2 separate regions of the Mus musculus genome follow, and region 1 is linked to region 2. Evidence: chromatin loops called from intact Hi-C (ENCODE). Cell type or tissue: gastrocnemius. All regions are shown on one strand. Each heading gives the region's core, and the rest is flanking DNA. Links, peaks and the distances in the headings are about the cores only. Region 1 holds the start of Upb1 (ureidopropionase, beta). Region 2 overlaps Adora2a (adenosine A2a receptor).

Region 1 (12,075 bases), core at 2,025-10,024, 73 kb before region 2:
AACGCCCGCGCCACTGGGGGATCAGATCACGTGTGGAGCCCTGGGTCAGACCCTATACTGAAAAGAAACATACCCCTACTTCTTTGTAGTTGTTTATCAGATTAAAAAGAGTTGTAGGGTGTCTCGTTTGGAAAGCTTCCAGTACAGGGCTCAGAGTCCTGCGGAGCCCTAAGGTTGGCACGTGAACGGACATTTCACTGATAATAAGCGGGGAGACTCTAGCATGGAGGAGGTCTGACTAAGACAGAGGGAGGCAGTATTCCAGATCAACAGGCCGGGGCTTGGAGTTACAGAGGATCAGGGCAAAGACTGAAGTTCCAATGGCCAGCACAGACAGGAAGGAATTGGCTCTAAAAATGTTTTTGATCCAGGATCAGAGGGCTGTGTGGGTCCTAGGGTTTGGGCCAGCTGTACTACCAGAGAAGGGCTAGGTGGGGCTCAGGAGACAGGCTGGATGGAGCCCAGGAACTGTTAGAAAAAGTGAGGCTCTGTATACATTCACCCCTCAGGAAGCTGAGTTTCAGGTAGTCTGCCCAGAGCTTTGTTCTTGTATAGTTTCATGACCGGCGTTGGGTGGGCGCTGGGTGGGTGCTGGGTGGGTGCTGGGTGGGTGTTGGGTGGGTGCTGGGTGGGTGCTGGGTGGGTTTGAAAGGGTGCAAGTGTAAATGTTTGCCCGTATTTGTGGTTCATCACTAACTGCTAGAGGATTATTTACTTTCTACTACAGAGACCAAGGGTCAGGCGGCAAATACCTCCTGGTGCCCATTGCATGTCCAAGGCTGGGGTGAGACCCGAGGGGCATAGTTCATGGCCCAGGACCAGGAAGGGCTTACCATCTAAAGGCAAAATGATTATGAAATACCAAGAACACATCAAAAAAAAATATAACCTGACAGGCATTACCTAATAATAATATTTCTCTCCTACTTTAAGTCACTCTCTTAAAGACATTTCTTTCAAAATCACAGGCCTGTCAGTCCAAGCCCCCTGTCTCCACCCCCTGCCAGGAGCTTCCCTGACAGCTCTGAGCTGGGTTCCGCCCCTGACAATCAGCCTGCTTTTCAAGCAGTCAAAGCTCTCTTTCCTCTGGTGGATTAGAAATAGCTGCAGTTGCCCACACCTGGCCTCCCCTCCCGGTGATGCCACAGAGTGTCTTCCCACCGTGGGGGGTTAGGCTCTTGTGGTTCTAGTTCCTCTTTCTGGGTGAGAACAGTCCCACATCTCCCCGGGAGCTACACACTTAGGACCCCTGGACCGAAACACAGGGAGGAAGAAAAAACGAGAAAGGCTTTGTGTGTCCAGTTCCTAAAAAGCTATGGGCTCGGGAGCCAGGCTGCCCTTCCAGAGCATCCTGTGGGCTCAGTCCAGGAGGACGGCAGGCGCAGCAAGCCTGGCTGGCTGGTGGGCATCTCTATCACACTCCATAGCTGTCTGCTGTCAGTCAGGACCACCCATTGTTTTAATCTCCCCTTTCTTCCTGAATTCTGAGTCCAGTGCTGCCCTCACCTCAGCCTGCAGTGAGACTGTGCACTTGAGAATTCCCAGCTCTCTGCAGACACTCATTCCCTTGGGCCCGAGGGGAGTTAACCAGGCTGCTCCATCCTCCAGGATTTTTGGCTTCGTGGTTTTGCATCTTCCTGATCTATTTTCCTGCATCTCTTTTTATGGTTATCACCCGTAAGATCTCTCTGCCATCCTGTTATTCCATGTTGTAAATCATCATTCCCAATGCCGCCCGAATTCACGAGTTCCAACTCTACACTCCCTCCAGGCAAGGCTTTGGTTTAGAGGAGCCTGGGATACTGCAGATAAATATGTGCTCCCCCCACAACCCCCTCCAACATCATTTGTAAGACTGAAATCCTAACCTCTCAGAGGGCCTAGAGTGTGATTGCTGTGAGTACAGACTCCCCTACAAATGGCACTAGCACTCCTATTAAAATTCCAGATAACGTGGCTCGCCTCTTGACTGCACATCCACAAGAAGTCATCATTTATAAGTCCAGAAAGGGGACCTCACCAGACTCTAAATCTACCAATGTCTCTGAATCCTCAGAGCCATAAGTAAATACATTTTCCTGAAGAGCAACCCACTTGCTGATATCAAAGCTAAAACAAAACAAAACAAAACAAACAAACAAAACAAAACAGAACAAAACAAATTTAAAAACAAGGCAAAAAGAAAATGATGGGCACTTAATGGAATAATAGTCCAGGAAGGAATAGAACCCAGAAAATGAGCCTTAGAAATTTTACTCAGGTGTCTCACGATGCATTCAGCTACCTGTCCCTCTCGTTTGGTGGCTCTCAACCTTCCTAACTCGGCCACCTTTCCATACAGTTCCTCATGTAGTCCTGACCCCCAACCGAAAAATTATTTCATTACTTCCGCATAACTGTTCTTAATGCTGCTATGAACCGTAATGTAAGTAGCTGATCTCAGGAGACCTGATGTAGGACCCAAGAGCCAGAGACTGAGAACCACTGCCTTACTTGATTTCATCTCCTCTGCCTCGCGCTCTTGCTGTGATGAGCCTCAGCACCTTTTCCTAATCCCCAGCTTCCAGGAGGAAGGCTTGTTGCTTCTCATCCTGGCCCAACACACAGTCCTGGATCCCTCTCCTTAGCATGGAGACGGACCTATCCTCAGGGCTCCAGGCTTCTGCTTCCTTAGCAATGCTTCAGCTGGAACCCTCATCCCTCTTCCTCTGGTATCTCTGTCATGAGTGCGTTAAATGATTAAACTGAAACACTGTTACAAAGGAAACAGGTTTGTGGGGTGAGAAATCACAGCACAGGGGAGAAGAAAATGAAAAGCAAGTCTCTTTCAAACACTAGCTCCAAACCTCAAAGGGGGTCTGATGTTTTAGGCATCCTTCCAAAGAGATACAAAGTTACCAATGTAATGACTGCTTCCTGAATTTCCTCTTTATCCTGCCTGTTTCACTCAACAACCTAGAGGCATGTGGACACAATGACTTTTCTATCAGTGAGGGACTACATAGGTTACTTCAGTCCCCTATGACTATGGTGGTCCTGAAAAGTTCCTGTCACCTTGTGACATCCTGATTGTCGTGACAGCCTAGTACATTATATATAACTGTGGTACATAACTGCAATATATTATATAACTGTTCCTAACATGCAGGAGACCCTCCTGAGTTTGGGTCTTAGTATCACCACAATAATGATAATGATAATAACAGTAAAAAAAAAAAAAAAAAACCAACAAGGGCAGGAATCATGTGCTACAAATAATCCCTCTAATGTCCTAGGCAAAAAATAAGTAAACAGGCTGCATGTGGGGGTGGTGTGGGAGAGTGGAGGGTTTGGGGGGTGATGCAAGCCTTTAATTCCAGCACTCAGGAGGCAGAGGCAGGTAATCTCTATGAGTTCGAGGCCAATCTAGTCTACAGAATGAGTTCCAGGATAGCCAGGGCACAGAGAAACCTTGTCTCAAAACCAAAACAAAATAAAAACAAAAACAAGAAAGTGAGCAATAAATGTTTAAGGGGTTAATGAATTTAATGAATGTTTCTTGGTTCTGTTCTCTGGGGGTCTCGTCTGTCTGGTGTAGGCAGGCAATGCACACTTATGTAGCTTTCTCACTTATCAAATATTTAATAAACATTGTCAGTGTATATTGGGCACAGCCAGAAATCTAGGGCTAGGATGATTTGGGGAACCAGCCATGTACAAGTTGGCCTCTGAAGAATGAACAGGAGTTTAAGTGGGAGGGGTTTTTAAGTATTTTAAAGACAGAATAATTTCCTATCTTCAGGTGGAAATTCTATTCACAGCCAAAACTCACCCAGTTGTAAGAACTAAGCATGCATGAAGGTTCACACCTTAAGAGATAGAACGTGAAAATTTCATCAGGGAACAGAACCTAAGAGAAGAATGGGAAATGGGCAAAGGAACTTGTTCAGGTATTGGAAGCCAAAGCCCAGGGTTAGGACCTGGCAGTTCCAGGTTAGCATAGGTTAGTCCCAGGTTAGCACAGGTTAGCCCCAGTTAGCATTGTGCCCTCCATTACAATTCTGCCCTGCTTTGTGATTCTCCAAATGCTGATATAAACCCTCTTACTCGGTAATCTCTGACCTGGCCTCAGTCCTACCTCGAATGTGTACCAGTCATTTCTATGGGAAATATTTCTTTCTTCATAATAACCCTTGATTTTACCTCAGACACCAACAAAATCTTTCAGGATAACGTGCTCACTTTACCCTTAAAACAGAATAATTAGCATTCCTAGAATTTGGGCTAAGATGCTCCTTGCTTTGTTTTTTTGTTTTTGTTTTGATCTTCTTTGGAAGCCTCGATTCTAACACTACTCATCTAACTAATGTATTGCTGCTGTTGTTTGGGGGGTTTTGCATGGGGTTGTGGAAACCCAGGCCTCCGGCATGCCCAGCAGGCCAGTGAGCTACATCCCCCATCCTCATGGCTGGCTGATCTTGTAAGTACGGTGGAAAGTGAGAGCATTTTAGGGTCATCTAGCCTCTCACAGATTATGGAGACAGTTTCGTGTGTGTGTGTGTGTGTGTGTGTGTGTGTGTGTGTGCGTGTGCGTGGGGGGTGGGGGAGCTAACAAAATGCCAATGAAGTTCTTCTACCACCCACTTGCTGCGGTAGATTTAGTGGATCGGGCCTCCCTGTAGGAACCCTAAGGTTGCCAGGAACCAGTGATTTCATCAATTATCTTTGGCTGATCAAGGTTCTAATGCAGGGTCACCGGCATGCAGTCCAGAGAGCAAACAAGCTACATTGGACAAGGCCTGAGCAGGCCAATATAAGCAAGAGTTGGACAGAGGTTTAGCAAGGTCAGAGTTCACATTCTGTTCTAACAGCCTAGAAAACCCATTATAGCGTTTGTGCAAAGGACAAGGAAACAGTCCATTTGAAGACAACTTTCTGATTGCTCCAGAAAAATAGATTGAAACTGAAGACCAAGAGGGAGGGGTATTTTTTTCCTCCAGCTCTGTTATACCTGTTATACCAGATGCCCAACTCTAATAAAAACAAAAGGAATAAAAAAAAATCTGGTGAGCTTGCCCAGAGTGGGAAAACTTGAGTTATCAATTCTCTTGTCTGGAAAGTTAGTTTGGTCCAGTATTCCTCTATCTCCAAGCTGCTAGGAAGGATGGTTCACGAGACCCTCACTGCAGGTATTGGACAGCCCCCCCCCCCCCACCAGGTAGCTGCGGTCTGAGGCAAAGCTAGTAGCTTAGGGAGGGGAGGAAAGTTGGAGTGGCCCTGGAGATAGCTTTAAGAGACACATTCATTTTCGGTCCTATTTTGTTCCACACAAGGTGGGCGATGGCGGGGGCGGGGCTGGGGAAGCAAGGAGTCTGGGGCAATGAAAGTATGGTTTGTAAGAGTCACCTCCCTAAAGATTCTCATCTCTCACGACATGTGGCCTTTGCAAGTGAACTACAGGGTTCCTCATCACTGCCCCCACTGAGCCAGTCGCATCCGAGAAACCCTCCCCTTGCTCCTCCAGCCCACAGATGGGTGACTCCAAAAGCCCCAAACTCAGCATCTGGGTTTCTGACCTAGTCTGCTTGCCGTAGAGAATTCGCTTCACCTGGGCCAAATCGTCAGGCGGCAGATGTTTTTCCAGGCACTGCTCCAGGGACTGCCACTCCGGTCCCGCCATGGCCAGAAGCTGGTTGCAGGGACTGATGTCCCACACGAATGGCCTGCCCTCGGCCTGGAGTATGGGGAGAAGGAGGCAGCAGCCTGGCAGGTCTCCAGAGGCACGGGATTTGGTGCTCTGTGAGGAGGGTTCACATGCTGGCAACACCCTCCTCACGCCTCTATGGAGGGCAGCCAATACATGCTCAGGACATTCCTGGCAGACCTTTTCTATTGGCGCTCTCTCTGGTGACCAGGTTGGATCAGTGCAGGTCGCCCCTGGAGGCTTTCCCTAACACAGGCGCCTCCTTCTTCCTCCTTCTTCCTTAGATCTTTGATGGGCTGAAGTAACTTTACCTAGGTTTGGGTCAGCAGAACAGGGCAGCCAGCCACGCCGGCCCACTACTACACGGGGCTGCTGATGGGCACAAGAAGCAATACTTTGGCATCTGAGTATTTCAGGGGCCAGTCCAGAGTCCTGGCACTATGATAATACCAGGCCTTTGGTTTCCTTTGAGCCACAAATCACATGAGTCAGAAGCAAGTTTGGTTTCCCTGGAATCAGTACTGCAGAATATGGGATCCCGAGCAGGTTACTCTCTGTACTCTGATGCCGCTTTGGGATCTCTGCCGTTTGTGGTATGCATGCCCACATGTGCGCTTTGCCAGCTGCAGAGTGGAGAAAGACCCTCTTGCTGTTCCCTGTAACTTACAGAGGCCATATACTTGGGAGCTGGGGTGGCAGGGAAGCACTCCCAGACCCTGATTTACTCCTGTGACCTGGGGAGCTATCCTGCTACTCGGGTCATCTGCTGCTTTATCTGTGGAATTGGAATGCGGTGACCACTTGCCGCAGTTTAGTTCAGTGGTAGAGCATCGCCACCTTGCTAGAAGGTGTGGCTGAAGATATTTATATCACCGCTTTGATGTTCTCTGACAGCTTCTAGTGTCTTCCTTTTCTAGAAGCTGAGAGATTTGTGTGGGAGACTTCACAAAGCATAACAAAAAGACAGTAGAGACAAAGACATAGAGACAGTTGGCACTCTGAGTGTAGATCCCGCCGCTGCATATTCAACCAAACTTGATTAAAAAGTTTCCTCCAAGTTGTGCCCGTTTTGTAAGGATTTTCTCCTTCCCCACATTAGTCCCTAAATAATACAATGTGTCAGTTGCTTATATAGCACTTACACTGGATTAAGCTTACCTTTAGTTGGGGTTACTATTGCTGTGGTAAAGCACCATGACCAAAAGCAACCCAGAGAGGAAAGGGTTTATTTTGCCCCCGGTTCTATATAACAGTTCTTCATCAAAAGCCATGAGGGCAGGAACCTGCAGACAGAAGCTGATGCAGAGGCCATGGAGGAGTGCTGCTTACTGGCTTGCTCCCTATGGCTTGCTCAGTCTCTTACAGAACCCATGACTACCAGCCCAGCGGTGGCCCCACCTACAGTGGGCTTGGCCCTCCCCCATCAACCTTTAATTAAGAAAATGTCCGTCCCATAGACTTCCCTATAGCCCCTTCTTACGGAGGCATTTTCTTAACTGAGGTTTCCTCCTCACAGATGACCTTAGCTTGTGCCACATTTGACATAGTTAGGTATTATTATCTAGAGACTGTTTAAAGTAGATGGTATAGCTTATCTGCAAATACAACACTATGTTAAAGAAGGGACTCTTGCTTCCAGGATTTGGGATTGCTAGGGGTCCTAGAACCAACCTTTTGTTTTTGTTTTTGTTTTTTTGGGACAGCATTTCTCTGTGTAGCCCTGGCTGTCCTGGAACTCACTGTGTAGACCAGGCTGGCCTTGAACTCAGAAATCCTCCTGCCTCTGCCTCCCAAGTGCCTGGGACTAAAGGTGTGTGCCACCACTGCCCGGCTTTCCTAGAACCAACCTTACATGGACATCTATCTACCTTTTAAACAATGTAACTTTAGAAGCCAGGACGATTGAATATGTGGCTATTGTAAAGACACCTAATTGTAGCCTTCTTTCCTTTTCCTTTCCTTTTTAAAAATTGGGCCTCGCTATGTATTCCCGACTGGCCTGGAACTTTCTGAGTATAACAGGATGGCCCCAAACTCAAACCTGCTTTCCTCTCCACGTGTTGGGGTTAAAGATGGTCCCTACCACACTCAGAAAGCACAATCTTTCTTGAGACAAAACGTCCATGTTTGGGTGTCCTGGTCCAGTGTGTGTGTGTGTGTGTGTGTGTGTGTGTGTGTGTGTGTGTGAGAGAGAGAGTGTGTGTGTGTGTGAGTGTGTGAGTGTGTGTGTGTGTGTGTGTGAGTGTGTGTGTGTGTGTGTGTGTGTGTGCGCACATCGGTCATGTGAGTGCCTGCCTGCCCCATCATGGGGCTTAAAATCTGTACTAAAACCTTTTCTTTTTGAAAAGGAAATTCATTTTTATTTTTTAAAAAATGTATGTGTATGTGTGCTTATGTGTTCATGAATATCACAAGTGTGAAGGTGCCCTCAGAGTCTAGAAAAGGGTATCAGAACCCATGAATTTAGAGTCACAGGCCTTTCTGAGCTACTGAATATGGACCCAGACTCCGATCCTCTCGAAGAGCAGCAAATGCCTTTGAGAGGCATGTCTGTCTTAAACTCCCACCTTCTCACCGGGAAACTTCAGCAGTGATGTCAAGATTCTTGCTTTATCTTAGTAGCAGTCTCCGGAAAGGACCCCGTGGTCTGTCACAACCAATGCCTTCCTTTTCTGCAGATGACTGTGACTTCTTACAAAGAAACAAATATACATATCTGTTCTTGACAACTACTTAATAAAGCAAAATACACTTTGAAGTTGGAGAAGAAAAGGCTGAAAAAAAATCAATCCTCTCAAAAGTACAAGGTCGCTCTCACCAAAGAAGACGACTCAGTGTCCCTCAACGTCATTACTTTTTCTGTATATTCCTGATCGTTAAAAAGTGGGTTTCGCCAGGCAGTGGTGGCACATGCCTTTTTTTCCAGCACTTGGGAGGCAGAGGCAGGTGGATTTCTGAGTTCGAGTCCAGCCTGGTCTACAGAGTGAGTTCCGGGACAGCCAGGGCTACACAGAGAAACCCTGTCTTGAAAAACCAAAATTAAAAAAAAAAAAAAAAAAAAGGGTGGGAGGTTTCTTCCAGATTCACCTGCAAAGCTAAAAGAAAAAAAACAAAACAAAAATAAAAACAAAAAAAACCCCCAAAAAACACCTGTCTGGAGCACTGATAGACAATGACTAGACACCCGGGGATTCCATCTGATCCTCATACTTCATTTTGGAGTTGCCTGCCATTTCCCTACTCACCCGAAGAGTGTTACTTTGTTAGTGAATGGTTAGAAATCTTTGTGTTCCAAAGAGCATAGAAACTTCATCTAGTCCCATAGACGACAACCTTCCTGATGCCTCTGATCCCTTTAATACAGTTCGTTATGCTGTGGTGATCCTCAGCCATAGGGTTATTTCTGTTGCTACTTCATAACTGTAACATTGCTACTGTTAGGAATCGCACTGTAAATATCTGATAGGCAGGAGATCTGATATGTGACCCTTGTGAAAGGGTCATTTGGCCCCCACAAGGGGTCAGGACCCATAGGTTGAGAACCACTGCTCTAGCGGCATGGGAACCCTCCTATTATGCCACAGGACTCACCCATAGGGGGCCAGATTGCTATAACTGGGAGAGGCTTAATCACACATTCTTCCTATAATGAATGAAACCTCCAATAAATTAAAACAGGGAAGGAAAACTTTAGAAAGGTCAAAGGAGGCTTTCTCTGGTTGAATAGGCATGGAAAATACTCTTGACCCTACTTGTTGAAGGGTTACATCTGATTGGAAGAGAGATTAAAGCTGGATGGAGCGGTAGTGGTCCAGCCTTGTAACCTCTTTATGGAAGATGTCACATGTACTCAATCTATAGAACCTGCCTTATCTCACATGGAATTTTTTTTTATCTGAGGGTCCGGGCAGTCAAATATACATGCCACAAAAAGTAGCTGTGTTTCTTGGTCAACTAAATACTCATGCCCTTTATATACTTCTTGCTTAAACATTGTTCAACATCCACATGCTAGTAAAACCAAAAAGCTCTCCCCCCAAATATAAACAAGAAAATACCTACAAATAAACTTAACCAAGAAGGCGAAATACTTCTTCATCGAAACCTTCAAAGCATCGGAGAAAGAAATTAAAGACGGTGCTAAAAGACAGAAAAGTATCCCTTGTGTATGGACTGGCAGAGTTAATGTTTTGAGAAGGCTACGTCACTGAAAGTAATTTACATATTCATCACCATTTCTATCAAAATTCTCATGACAGAGCTGGTTCGACAGCTTAGGGGTAAGGGCATTTGCCACCAAGCCTGAGAACGCAACTGACAACTGGGGGTTCTGTCCCCAGCATCTACCCTGTGGAAGGTGAGAACCAACCTACACAATTTATCTTCTTAATATGCTTATCATTATTAATATGCTTATTATTTGTTCCTATTTATTTGTGTGTGCTTGCATGTTTGAGTACATACATGCATGCCATATCATATGTGTGGAGGTCGGGTGGAGAACAATAGTGTTGAACACCTGACATCGTTCTCTGGCCTCTGGATCTTCATAGGTGTCACACGCGTGCACACATACACTATACAGTTGCACAAACATTCCAGTGTCATTTTCCACAGAATTAGAAAAAAAAAAAGACAGTTGAAAAAATCATGTAAAAGCACAAAGCAATCCCAAGCAGAAAAAGCATTACTGTTGATATCAATACCTGACCTAAAATTAGACTACAGGGCCACAGTGACCAAAAACTAAGTGGAACTAAAAGAAATCCACACAGCTGTAGATATTTAAAGTTTTTATAAGGATGACAGAAATATACATTGGTGGTAGACAGCTTCTTCAAATAGTTCTGGGAAAACTCTCTACCTCTCACCCTACACAAACATCAATTCCCAAAGTACCAAGCTTTATTGAAATGCCCCAAATCTTGAAAGTTCTAGAAGAAAACACACATAAAACCTTCAAGATACAAGTATAACTGAAAACTCACTGAAAAACAAAACAAAACAACCAAACCTAAAAAATTCCCTCCATTGCTTCAGGAAGCAATCCCCAGAATTGACACGTGGAATCGGATGAGAAAAGTGGAATCGGATGAGACTGAAAAGTTTCTGCACAGCAAAGAATATAACCATTGGAGGATGGAGACAACCTGCGAGCAGAAGAAAATTCTTATTATACACCACACAGAGACCTGCTATCTAGCATACATAAGAAGTGCAGAGATTAAACAGCCAAACAAAACCGTCAATTCAACAAATGGGCAAATAAAACCAATGGATGGTTTTCAAAATAAGGAATACAAATGGGTAGTACATATTGAAAAAGTGTTCTACGTCCTTGGTGATCGGGAAAATGGGAATTAAAACTGCTTTGAGATTTCATCTCACCCCAGGCAGAATGACCGTCATCAAGAAAACAAGTTCTTGCTTCCAGAAGCCCCTCCTCTCCAACCCCATTCCCTGGGGACTTTACCTCTCCATGTGACCCAGGGTCCCTTTGACCCTTGTATCCATGTCTCTTCAGACTTACTCTTTCTCCTATTGCTTTCAGAAGTCTCTCCTCCCACTACACCTCCACTTCCTGGGGTCTCCCCCACCTCTTTCCCATAGACCCTCTCAGGCATTACCCCTTGACTATCTCCATTTCTAATGCCACCCAGCTACCCACAGAAGCACTCGCCACCAGGGCCACTGCACTTGCCTATGGTCCAGAGACAGCAACAGCAACCAAAGAGTAGAACACTCACCCAGCAAAGATGAGACCCGGTGATGCCAAGAAATATCTCAGCTGCTGTAACTACAGATGCCTAGATTCCCAAGGCAAACCCACAAACATGACCCGCCAAGTCAATATACTCACCTCCACCAGATGTCAGTAAGCCTACTGCAGAAGACCCTAAGAAATGCAATGTAGCTGAAGCATAAGACGGGGACTTCAAAATAACAATTATGAATATGTCTGAGGACCTGAGGGAGGAGAGGAATAAATCCTCTGAGGAAGTCTGTGAAAATACAGTTGAGTGAAATAATGAAGATAATTCATAACATGAAAGTGGAATTTAACAAGTAGAATCACCAAAGGTGGGGGGCAGGGGAGGAACCTGAAATAAAACTGGAAAGGAAAAATGTAGGATGTCTCACAAAACCTCAGAGGTAAGCTTCACCAAGGAGTACAAGACGTGGAAGAGAGAATCACAGAGTCGAAGAAATGGATATCTCAGCCAAAGAATGTGTCAAATCTAAAAAACACCAGGCACAAAACATCCAGGAAATCTAGGACCAAACATGAATAGTGGGGACAGGAGAAGGAGAAGAAACCCAGGCTAAAGGCACAGAAAATATTTTTAACAAAACCATAGAGAAAAAAAGACATCAGCCTAATAGAAGGAGGT
Region 2 (12,075 bases), core at 1,375-9,374:
AGTTAACCAGAAGACAGAGGTGTAGGTCAGGAGAGAAGGGATTCTCTTCCTGGGCGGTCTTGACCTTCTTTTCCTACGGCCCAGGAGTCAGGTATAGGCTTCATAGCACCATCATCTTCCTGGACATTTCGCTTCTGTGGACCTTCCAGGGGTCCAATGTTCCCATCACGGTTAATTTTTTATTTTATTCTTTGTTGTCGTTGTTAATGTTGGTTTTGTTCTGCTTTGCTTGAGAAGGGGGGTGGGGGGTGGGGTCTCTACATTGCCCTGGCTGTCCTGGAACTATCTATGTAGACCAGGCGTTGAACTCACAGAGAGTCGTCTGCCTCTGCCTCCCAAGTGCTGGGATTAAATGTCCGCACTACTATGCCTGGCTTCCCATCAGAGTTTAAAAGAAGGTCAACTTCCTCTTTCTGAAGAACTAATTCAGGAGGCATCAGTGGGCTATTTCTCCTCCCCAAGAGGCCCTTCCTCTGTGTCCTGTGGTTTGCAACTCCATGGTCAGCACACAGACCTGTGGCTCCCCTCAACTCCTCAAGCTCCACAGGTCCCCTTTCATGATGCCTCCCATAGGGAGGTCAGGAGCCTCAGGCTAACGGAGCTGGCGATGAAGGCAAGGTTTAACTGATCAGCCAAGGAGAAGAACAAGCAGGGGCCCTAGAAGCCCATCTCTCAGGGAGCTGATATCCAATTCAAGACAGATCTTTTCTCTTGGGCCTTCCTGTGGCCCTGACATTCTTGCCATGGAGACAGCCAGAAACCGAATGGACACATGCTCGGAACAGGCCCTTTGGAGCTGGGCTTGGTGGTACAGCCTTTAATTCTAGCACTCAGGAAACAGAGACAGGTGGGTCCCTGTAATTCCAGCATCCAGAACTACATAGTGAGACCCTGTCTCAAAAAAAAATGTTTTCAAGGGCAGAGAGGCCCTTGGACAGAACCTGCATGTTACAGGCTCTGTCCTTCATTACCTCTTTGCCGTGGGCATGCACTCCTGCTGAGGTGGCCACTTGCCTGTGCATTCAATTGTAACAGCTTCTGCTGCCACACCAGCAAAGGATTCCCTCAACCTTTTTATTCATACTTTATTTATTTGTTTGTTTGTTTGTTTATTCATTTATTTATTTATTTTTGAGACAGGGGTTTCTCTGTGTAGCCCTGGCTGAACTGAAACTCAATCTATAGACCAGGCTGGCCTCAAATCAGAGATCTGCCTGCCCTCGGCCTCCTGAGTGCTGGGATTAAAGGTGTGCGCCATCACCACCACCTGGCTTAAAATCCTTTGTCTCTAAACTCGCTCTACTCTCCAGTCTCAAAAGTCTCTTATCTCAAAGCCTTCTTCACTTTCTGTTTGTTTTTCTTTTGTTTATTTTGGGTTTTTTGTTTGTTTGTTTCGTTTTTTTAAATCTCTTAAGACCATTGGTAAAATTTTCTCTTTCTCAGGATCTATAAATTCATTGAGTGCGGTTCTGAAAAAGAAAATCTGTAAAATCTGTAACAAAAAAGTTAACTTAAAACTTGTAACAGAAAGAACTGATAGTTAAAAAATCTATACATAGGTAATCTTAATTTGCTACAACATTTTTTATATATATATCTTGGGTTTAATTCTTGTTCATGAAAAATAGGACTTAGGAACAGCATGTCTCATGATCAAGGTTTATAGATTCCTAAGGTCCGCTCGAGGCAAAAACTGACTTGAAGAAGTCTGTCTAGCCTCTTTGTCTTTGCAAATTTGCTAAGCTTTATCTATTTGGGTAAACTGAGTCATACAAGAGACTGATCTTCTGTAAGGGCGCATTATGAAAGGATCGGGGAAAGAAGGTTCCCAATCTCTCCACAGACTGCATGCAGGGTTTAAAATTTCATTTTAATGATGCTCAAGGATCTTCGCTCAGGTTTTTCAGGCTCAAACTCAACAGGGACAACACGGCAAGATCCTAACCCTATCAAAGCTACTAGCTTGTTGTGAAGTGTTAAAGATCATTCCTGGGACATGCGAGTTAATGGTCAGGCACCTGGTAAATGATTGAATTCCTTCCCGCGCTCAGAACTATGCTCGTGTCGTGTTCTTAGTCATGCTTGAGGCAAAAGTAATTCATCCACAGCAGCATTTTCAACCTGCAGCTCACAACACATTCGTCAACCCTCTATCTCCAGAAACACTTACATTCCGATTCCTGACAGTAGCAGAATTACAGTTATGATGCAGCAACAAAATTAATTTTATGGTTAGGGGGTGGGGGCGGTCACCACAACCTGAGGAGCTGCATTAAAGGGTCTCGGCATTAGGAATGTTGAGGACCGGTGATTTACAGGGACAATAAGCTTTAGCCTTCTGAGTATGTTGTCAGGGTTAAGCTTGAAGCAGTACCTAAAATCAATTAGTCTGTTTCAAATCAGGTATCCGTAATAGATTAGTCCCTGGTCCTCAAACCCTCGGGGAGATCTGGAGGCGGTATTTAATGTGTTTAATGAAAAAGGCTTCTCCTGATAGACAAAAATTCCAGCCCCTGGTGGCAGCACTTGAGGCTCTCTCCAAAGCAGATAGGCAGCAATGGTCTCCTCCTGGACCTCACTACACTGGGCAAAGAATCATTTAATGCCTTGCCCCTACCAGAGCTTGCCATAACACTGGGTTAACTGCTCGACTCTGCCTCATTAAAGTAGCTGGTTCAAGTTCCTCCTCCACGGGACAATCTCTCAGACCTGTCCTGGCTGGCAGCCGAGGACCTATACTTTCCTGTGTTGCTGGCAGCCAGAGACAGATGACCTCTGCCCCCAGCAAAGCCATTGATGTCACCATGGAGGCTCCCAGGCTGGCTGTCCAGAGGATGGGTAAGTCTCTGTCGTTCTTATTTGATACAGAAGGCACTTGGTTTATATTTCCTAATCAAGTTTATCCTGCTGGCCACACCCACTCGGCTTTTTCTCTCTGCTCTGTCATTAGTACCATAGCTGTCCCCTGAAAGTCCCTCCTAAGCCCCTTCTTCTGCTCTCCTAATCCCAGAGCCTACCCTGTGCAGCTCAACCCCATAGCTCAGTTCCCAGAAAAAGCTAGGCTAGCGAGACTTCTTCCTTTTCTGCCACCCTTGTGCATCTTCCTGGTCTTCTCCTACCACCTGGGGAACCAAGTGACCACCACCAGTGTCCCTGCTTCTCTGCCACCTCACACACAGCCTGGGTCACTGTTCTGTCTTCAGCCAGCACAGTCCTAAGGAGGGAGGAGCCCATGAGGACCAGGGGACACTCTGAGTTCATAGCGGCCCTTCTTGGCCCCACTGTCCATGCGATGCTTAGGTTACTAACACTGCTGGAGAACCGCCAGGGGCTGTTCGTGCAGGGCTCCGAGCTGCTGCGGAGAAGGGTCCTAGACGGCTTTTCTCTGAAGTCAGCTAAAAGGACCTCTGAGTGATGGCGCGGTCAAAGAGGACTACAGCAACTTGCATATGTATCTGCCTCTGTGTAACAGGAATGCTTAAAGAGTGTAATGGAAGTGTCAAATAGACCAAGTAATCTATTTTTCCTTCCTTCCTTCCTTCCTTCCTTCCTTCCTTCCTTCCTTCCTTCCTTCCTTCCTTCCTTCCTTCCTTCCTCCCTCCCTTCCTCCCTCCCTCCCTCCCTCCCTCCCTCCCTCCTTCCCTTCTTTCTTCAAGACAGGGTTTCTCTATGTAGCCCTGGCTGTCCTGGAACTCACTCTGTAGACCAGGCTGACCTCAAACTCAGAGATCTGCCTGCCTCAGCTTCCTGAGTGCTGGGATTAAAGGCCTGCGCCACTTGAAATAACTTGAGTTTGATTAAGTTGAAGGTACAAACATTATTTCACACAATTTGGCTTGATCGAGAGAGTTCATGGTCGATTGATTTTAAAAAGCGTGAAGGCCTGGAATTTTAGATTCATCTCTTTCCACTTGCTTAGCTGTGTAACCCAGGGCAAGAACTTAGCCTCAGTGAGATTGCTAATTACATGTAAAGCAAGGCTCCTAAGTTCTAACGCCCCTTTCCTGAATCACAGCCCAAGAAATACTGCACTGCCCTCTGAGGCCCTGTCAGAGCCCGCCATGGCTCCTTGCCCATCCCAAGCTGTCACCTCTATCCATCACAGTGAGATAGCAGTGTCTCCTCGATGGAGGCCCAGAAACCAAGACTGGAGCAAGGGACGGCATCTCATAGGTTTCTTTGGTGGAAGGAAGGGAAGGCAGCTTGGCCTCAGCCCAGATCTGTTTCCGGGACCTTTGTCGCCTCTTGGCTAAGGAGTGGAGCAGGAGGAAGGACTGAGGACACAGCTGTGGAAGGACTTACAGACAGGTCTTCCTTGTAGCACATGTGAAAGGAAACAAGGGAAGGGGGCGCTAGGTCCTCTCACTTTCTGTTCTTAGGACAGGAGGGGATGGATCATAAACCCTGGAGGTGTGATCTTAATTAATTTGATCCCCCACCTTCTGTGACGCCTGTGAGGAATGACGAGGTCCCACGGGAAATGTAAGTGTGCCACCCCATGCCAAACCACTCGGCCCAACACATAGGCATCTGGATTCTGGTGAGGCCAGAATAGGAGTCTTTGGAAAGCCCCCGGGACTGTCAATCTGCAGATCAGACTCGCCTGTCTGTACAAATACATACAATCAGCCTGAACTCATTATGTGACCATCAGACCTAGCAAGAGAATGGTGGAAAGAACTCACACGTCAATCTTAGCAGGCAAATTTAAAACACAGTGTGGCTCATTTTATTTTATCTCAGGGGGAAAATAAAACACAAACAAACAAACAAGCCCCACCCCCACCCCACCCCACCCCCGAAGGAAAGGCAGTAGGCAGGGCCTCCCCACAGGGCAGCTCTGAACTATCCAGCTCGGGTCCATGACTTGATGTCTCTAAACTCAATCCTGAGACGTGAGCCCACACTCTGGCACCCTGCCTTTCATAGTTTCTGTCTTCCAGCCCAGCTTTATTAGCGGGAGATAGCCCTGTGACTGAGTGCATGGCAGCTTGGGCTAACCCGAGAGGACCGTCTGCAATTCCTTGGTGGGTGGGGTGTGGAGGGGAGAGTCACAGCAGGATCGACCACAGACCCAGCAGCCAGGGAGGGGAAGTCAATAAAATAGAAAGGGTTTCCTCACATTGTTATCTTCTTGGAAAAAAAAAATAGCCAAGTGCCACTTCTAGGTCAGCAGCTCCCTGAGGCCTCGGCGGTCTGGGGAGAGTAGTGTATTAGCAGGAGGCCTGAGGCAGCCATACCCCAGCATCAGGCCAGGCCTCTAAGCCACAGCTGCTCTACAAGGCAAGGCAGCTCTTGTGGACGCTTCTGGAGCAGGGGAACTGGGCCCTGCCTTCGAAGATGCTGCTGTAGCCCTGACCTAACTCGGGGCCCTATAGACCGAAGCATCGCCTCCTCCGCCCCAGGCCTTTCTTACTGGGCTTCATGCTGCTCCAGCTTGATGCTCCCGCAGAGTGGGAGCCGGGCACCCAGTGGGTTTCCTGGCGTGGGCGTTTCTTCTCTTCTCTTAATGAGATTGGTCCAGCCAACCCAAAAATATTAAAATGTCTTTCCCTCAGGAAGGGGCAAACTCTGAAGACCATGAGGCTGTTCCTACCCTACCCTGGGCCAGATGATCCCCTAGGCCAGGGTGCTCTTGCCCTTCCTGGTGCTCCTGGGTAAGAAGCTCTACATCCCCAGGAGACCCTTGGGTGCTCCCTCCACCTCCCGGCCCCAGGGTGTAGCCATTGGGCCGCCGTCCAGAGTGGGGAGCACTCCCATTGGCCCATACTCCCAGGGGGTGGCCATTGAGGCGGAGGCTGACCTGCTCGCCCTCAGTGCTGTGAGCCGCCAAGGCCCAGGCACTGGAACCCCCTGCCCTGAAGGGTTCCTGCCGCCTCAGGACGTGGGTTCGGATGATCTTCCGGAAGGTCTGGCGGAACTCCCGGATCCTGTAGGCGTAGATGAAGGGGTTGACAACGGAATTGCTGTGGGAGAGGATGATGGCCAGGTACATGAGCCAAGGAGGGGCGTGCTGGCACGTGGAGCAGAAGAAGGTGAAGCAGTTGATGATGTGCAGGGGCAACCAGCAGAGGGCAAAGAGCCCCACGATGATGGCCAGGGACTTGGCGGCGTGGACTTCCTTCTGCAGTGTGGAGCGAGTCCGCTCCCCTGGTAGGGGTTGGCTCTCCATCTGCTTCAGCTGTCTCCGGGCTGCCAAAAAAATCCTTAGGTAGATGGCCAGCATGAGCAGGAGGGGGAGCAACACAAAAGCGAAGAAGTTGTAGTAAACCATGTAATTCATGGGTACCACGTCCTCAAACAGACAGGTCACCCGGCCCTCGCCGCAGGTCTTTGTGGAGTTCTCATCTTTCTGACTGCAGTTGTTCCAGCCCAGCATGGGGGTCAGGCCGATGGCGAATGACAGCACCCAGCAAATCGCAATGATGCCCTTCGCCCTCATACCCGTCACCAAGCCATTGTACCTGGGGAGAAAGGACTGGTATTAGAGACCCGATGAACCAGGGTCTAGGAGGTCCAAGAAGCCCACAGTAGCCCAGATGGTCCCTGTGTGCTGGCTTTAGGGTCTTGGCTACTTCCTCCCTCTAGCCTCAGTAGCAGAGTCTTCTAAGTGAGGTACTGAGCTCTGTCTGTCTCGTGGCTGCAGGGAGGTAACAGGAAGCAGACATCCAGAACATGCAAACCCATCACACAAATATTCAGGGGTTATTAGTCTCAGGTATAGTCTTGAGACTCAAGTTGAGTTTGGTTCAAGACAAATAGATGGCCTTAGGGGGGACATGGTCTCCATGATGGTTAGTTCATCCTATTAGAGCATGCTTTCCCTTAGAGCAGGGCAAATCCAGAGTTCTGCGAATGGAACCAGCCAGATAAGACCTGTAGATGGCCTGAGCCACTTACACTCCATGCCTTTTTTTCTATGGTCCTCCAGAAGAGGCTGCCCAGCGTATGGAGGAGGAGTGAAGTCCCAAATCTAATGAAATATCACATCCCCTCAGAACCTACCCACAATCCTCTGGGCAGAAGTGAGACAATTATGTATTGACATTTTCCTGGCAATCTTAATAATCAAGAGGTACTGAATGAGGTGGGAAAGAAGGGAGTAATCTGCCTGAGGGCCAGATGGAAATGGTCTTGTGCTGATTGCCAATTCCCGGTTATGGGGAGGGGGCCTTGATTTGTCAGCTAGAAAGTAGCTCCCACTGGAAATCCATCATCACTTTGGTAAAAGAATGTTTTGTTTTGTTTAAGTCTTCTTGACTTAAAAAGGGAGCTTTGGTCACATCAGAGGGATGAGCTTATGTTTAATGGTTTCGATTCTGGCAACATGAGACTACCTTCCCAGTAGAAGCAGCCTTTGATCTTCAAGTTCAGGCTACACATCTTGGAGGAGTTGCTTGCCCCCTCCAAGGCTAGGAGCCCACATGGAGTAGGAGTCCCCTGCACTTACCTCTATGTTGTCAGCTGGGTGACAAGGGCATATGATAGGTATCAAGGTAAACATATACTTTTTGGTTCCAGACTCAAAGCAGCAACAGAGAGGCTATGACCTATGGGTGGCAGCCTCAGGTACCCACTGTTAGCACATGTGAGAGGAAGGCTGGAATGTGTTTATCCTGTCTTTGCCTCAATGTACCGTGTATGCCCGGCGTTAAATAACTTCCCTCGCATTCATGAGGCTCTACGTAGACGCTTCATCATAAAAGAAAGAAGGATGGAAAGAATAAGGATGGAAAGACAGACAGACAGGAAGGAAGGAAGAGAGAGAGAAAGAAGCTGCGTGTGGTGGCGCATGCCTTTAACCCCAGCACTAGGGAGGCAGAGGCAGGCGGATTTCTGAGTTTGAGACCAGTCTGGTCTACAAAGTGAGTTCTAGGACAGCCAGGGCTACACAGAGAAACCCTGTCTCAAAAAACCAAAAAAAAAAAAAAAATGAAAAAAAGAAAAAGAAAGATAAAAAGAAAAGAATACCCAGTGTGAATAGGGCTCAAAGGGGGCTGGAGGGTTTTGTTTGTTTGTCTGGGAAAAAAAAACTTCCATGTTAAATGTTGTCAATTAAGAAAGAAATAAAGAGGTTAAAACAAACAAACAAACCACTTGTACTTTCTAACCATTTATCTAATCTGTCCCTCTGTTTTAGAGTTGGAGAAACTGAAACTGAGACCCAAGGGGAGGCAGGGACTTGCTGTGAATATTCCAAGACCCAGAGGCAACTCAAGCCCAAGTGAATTTGTCAAGATCTGTCACAGTCTCTTCCTGATGGGTCTTGAGATCAAATCCAGGGCCTTATATATGACAGGCAAGCTTATTGCCACTGAGCTACAACTCCAGACTGGTCAGTTCAGAATCTCAACAGTTAATGTCACACATATTCTCAGGAGCTTCGTGGGTCCCACAGGGCAGGGCCTTGGTCACCTGCAACAGTGTCTCTGCAGGAGGATCTCAGATTTCCTATATCTACCAAGCACCAGAAAGCAAGCCCTGCATGTCTGCTTGCCCAGAAGCTCAAAAGTGAAGTCCTGGGGTCCCCACGCCATCTAATACTTACATACTTACTTTGAGCCAGGCACCCCTCAATAGTGCTTTTACATGATCCTCATGGGAGGGGAAGCTACGTTTGTGGTCACATCTTTTCTGGGACAAGCGTACCCTTCCTGGGTCCTAGTTCTGGTACATTCCTGTAAACAAGGAATCCTACGTCACTTCACCTCTCCGGGCCTCAATTTCCTTATTTATGAAATGAAACTAAGAATTCTAAGGGAGCGATACTGAATTTAGTGGCTGGAAACCCCAGGGAGTCACCCTGTGGCTCAGGGTAGATCAGAGCTATTCAGTTGCTGGTCAGAGAAATGAACTTCTTGGGATATTGATGAACCTCTGGGGATGATGTAGGGTCTCCCATCTTGGTAACTTTCAAACTGTTTTTGGAACAGGCTTTCTGTTCCTGGTAGTTAGGAAGATGGTAATCTTGGAGAAAGGTTCCAACTAAGTAAGTTTGAGTTAATAAGTTGTTATTGGAGACAACAGCCCAGGTCTGACAGCTTCTGAGACTACACCATGGAAATCCCAGGTTTGTCCAATTTACTTTTACAGATAGAGAACCCACAAGGGGAAGTCCTCCACGGCACTCTGGAAAGAAAGTCCCTTATGGGGACAGAACCCAATATGTTAGATGTACTTTCCTGTGTTGGCAAAGTACTGAGGGGCTTGAAGACAATGTTTGAGCACATGCAAGTATTATGTAAGCGCATTTGTGTGAGCTCTCTCTTTCTCTCTCTCTCTCTCTCTCTCTCTCTCTCTCTCTCTCTCACACACACACACACACACACACACACACACACACACACACACACACCAAATAGGACCACATGCTCATTATTTCCAGCATTTGGAAACAGAGGCAGGAAAATCAGGAAATCAAGGTCATGGAACAGGAGCCTGAGGTCTAGGACAGCATCGGGGCTCAAATGGAATCACAAACAAACTAGAGGTATCTCCAGGGCACAGGCTGGCTTGTATTTCTGACTAACTCAGTCTCATCCTGGCCTTCTGAATAAATACACTCAGTGTAGCTAGAAGGATACTCAGGCTGCCTGGCATGGCATAGGACCATTCCAGGGAGCCTCAGAGATACAGGATGTGGCTGACAGAGTCTCCAGCAGTGCCTGTTTTCAAGTGGCCTCTACATCCCTATATCCCCCAGCCTGAGGAGACTGCCTTTCCCTGATTAACCCTACTGGGGCCTCACCCTATGGCTCTAGAACAAACCCACAACTCCAGGTGGAGTTTTCATGTCTATTTGTAACACGGAGGAGAAGGCAGGACTTTCTAAGCCATCTTACAGAGACAATGACCTAAGAACCGAAGAGCATCTTTAATCCCAAAGGAGAAATTCAACCCTGTTCCATAGGCAGAGACCAACTTAATTCAACCTCACACCATACCTGGCACTCAGGAGCCAGGCTACCTCTCTTTGGCCCAGAGGAGAGGTCACACTCACAAGCTCACTCACTCCTTCTTTGGGACATTTACCAGGGACTCGCCTGAGACCTGTCCCCCACCCCCAGCCCCTTTACACTCTCACGACCATTCAGATCCTGCAACACCCATAAGGCGAAACTCCTTCCAGGGCACACTGCATCCTCACCAGCATCACTGTGGAGGGAAGAATGCAGTCCAGGGCTTCACATAGGTTAGCCATGTCTGTAGTCCAGTAGGGGCTTATGGCTAACTTGGAAAGCTTTTTTGTTTTACTTTCTTTACATTTTGTGGTACTGGGGATATAGCCCAAGACCTCCAGCATGCTACATAAGCGTGCATATGCCTGACCCTCCTGTCCTTTGGGGACTCGGAAAAAAAAATGTATTTTATAGGACTTTAGGTCTTGTACCAACCCATTGCCTTTGCATACTTTGGCCTGTTACTTACAAATGGGAGCACCACAGGCCAGTGTGAGACTTAGAGGTGACGGTGTGAAGGACTCCCCAGGAAAGGAAGCCTGGTCTCTTACCCCAGGCTTTTCATCCCTTGAGACATAGGGTGGCACCTTTGCCTTTGACCTGGTTTTCTTTACTATTCACGGGGTTCTGCCTTAACTTAATAGGGTGCCTACGCTCGGGAAGGAGGGGACAGATTATCCTGAAGCTGAAAATTCTTTACAACAACAGTGAAAGAATTCCCGGTACACAGTGCCAGCCTGGGACTACGCCTTCGTCAAAGACTCAGCCTGTGACCTTGTCAATAGGACCTTAGACTGACTCCCTAGCTGTGAAGGGAGAAAAGTGAGTCCAGGCTAGAAAGCCCCTCCAGGTCCCCCTCATGCCTGGTCCCCTGGTGTTCTCCATCTCCCCATCAGCCTGAAACTTCAAGAGGCAGGAGAGTGCAGGAGTTCAGTGGTCAGGAAGAGTGAAGGGCTCTAAAGTCCATCCAGACTGGGAGTCACAGATGTCCTTTTCTGGCTCTGGTCTCCCTCAGGGGTCATGACATCTGCTCTGGCTGAAATGCTGGACTGGGATGATCAAAGGACATCCTGTACTAACAGGGCCATGGCAGCTGTAAAACTGCTCGGAAGGCAAGCTGAGCATCCTTGGTGGGCATCTTCAGACCTATCAGCTCCTTGCCGAGACCAGCCTGTGCTTCCCAAGGGCCCATTCAGAGCTCAAATGGCTCAAGCTCCAAGTGGAACTGAGGTCAAGAGGTCGGAGGATGCAACTACTATAGGGATAGGCTGTTGGCTCCAAGCCTCCAGCTCATGAAAGAGCAGAATCCTTTCCCGTGACCCTGCCCTGCCTCATCATTCCTACCCGCTTAGTGAACCTGCAGACCTTTGTGAGGAACAGCACAGGAACTTGCCCCCTTGTTACCCGTGAGAAAACAGGCCCGGCACAGGGCCGCTAGCTTTCTATAGCCACAGGACTCGTTCCTATTTCAGGGATTCAGTCTCTTGATTCTGAGAAGACAGAGACGAGGAGAGGCAGAGGAGAGAAAAGCAAGCTGAAACCTTTAAATGGAGAACAGTTATTCTGATCTTTCCGGATGCATTGCTGCTTGGAGTTAGAAGATGGGGAATTTTAAGTTACTGCTTCCCCTTGGTGACCCACTACTACATAGACTGAGCCTGTCTCCTGGGGTAGATGCTATTGACCCACGAGGACTCACACACAGACTCCCCGTAGGCCTCTGTGTTCTAATTGTCCCCTATAGGATCGTAGACCTTGATCTACTTCAGAAGCAATAGGACAAGCTGTCCCCACTTGCGACCTTTAACTCTGTCACTTCTTAGAGCTGGCCCAAATCCTCCCTCCACCCCCACTTTGTTTATTATTTTCTTTGATTATTTTTCTTTTCCTTGAACCAGAGGTCTTAGTGCAGACTCCTGGCTAGCCTGGAACTCACCATTCTCAGGGTTTAGCTTTTGCCAAGTTCAAGGACAAAAACATGTGCTGTGCTTGCTACCATGCCTGGCTGAAGGCCCCTTTGGCCAAGTCTTTAAGGCGACACAAGGCATAGCCTCCATTCCCTTGAGCAGCCCAGCGTGGGCGCTTGCTTCTTCCTTAGGCTCAGATTATAACAACA

What was found. A loop is a pair of places that touch in the nucleus more often than their neighbours do. Peaks named below come from ENCODE experiments on the same cell type or tissue, not always from the same donor. Only the 100,000 strongest peaks of a DNase experiment are listed, where the experiment ranks them.
Region 1: it touches region 2 in a loop (1.8-fold over the local background); 2 of 42 quality-filtered maps call a loop at or near these places.

The regions. Positions count from the first base shown.
Region 1 is chr10:75,400,640-75,412,714 of GRCm38, reverse strand. It overlaps Upb1 (ureidopropionase, beta), which reads right to left and starts at 5,804. Exons shown (of 10, transcript NM_133995.4): 1 at 5,556-5,804. The coding sequence starts at 5,659. It overlaps Gm40694 (a long non-coding RNA gene), which reads right to left and starts at 11,970. Exons shown (of 2, transcript XR_871831.1): 1 at 11,544-11,970; 2 at 10,464-10,833. In gastrocnemius, for the core only: no CTCF peak of the experiment used is centred there; a DNase peak (open chromatin) is centred at 5,739; H3K4me3 peaks cover 395 bases.
Region 2 is chr10:75,327,416-75,339,490 of GRCm38, reverse strand. It overlaps Adora2a (adenosine A2a receptor), which reads right to left. Exons shown (of 3, transcript NM_009630.3): 3 at 4,699-6,464. The coding sequence ends at 5,555. Among named protein-coding and RNA genes, the nearest start is that of Adora2a, 17 kb to the right of the region's middle. In gastrocnemius, for the core only: no CTCF peak of the experiment used is centred there; a DNase peak (open chromatin) is centred at 6,069; H3K27ac peaks cover 1,466 bases.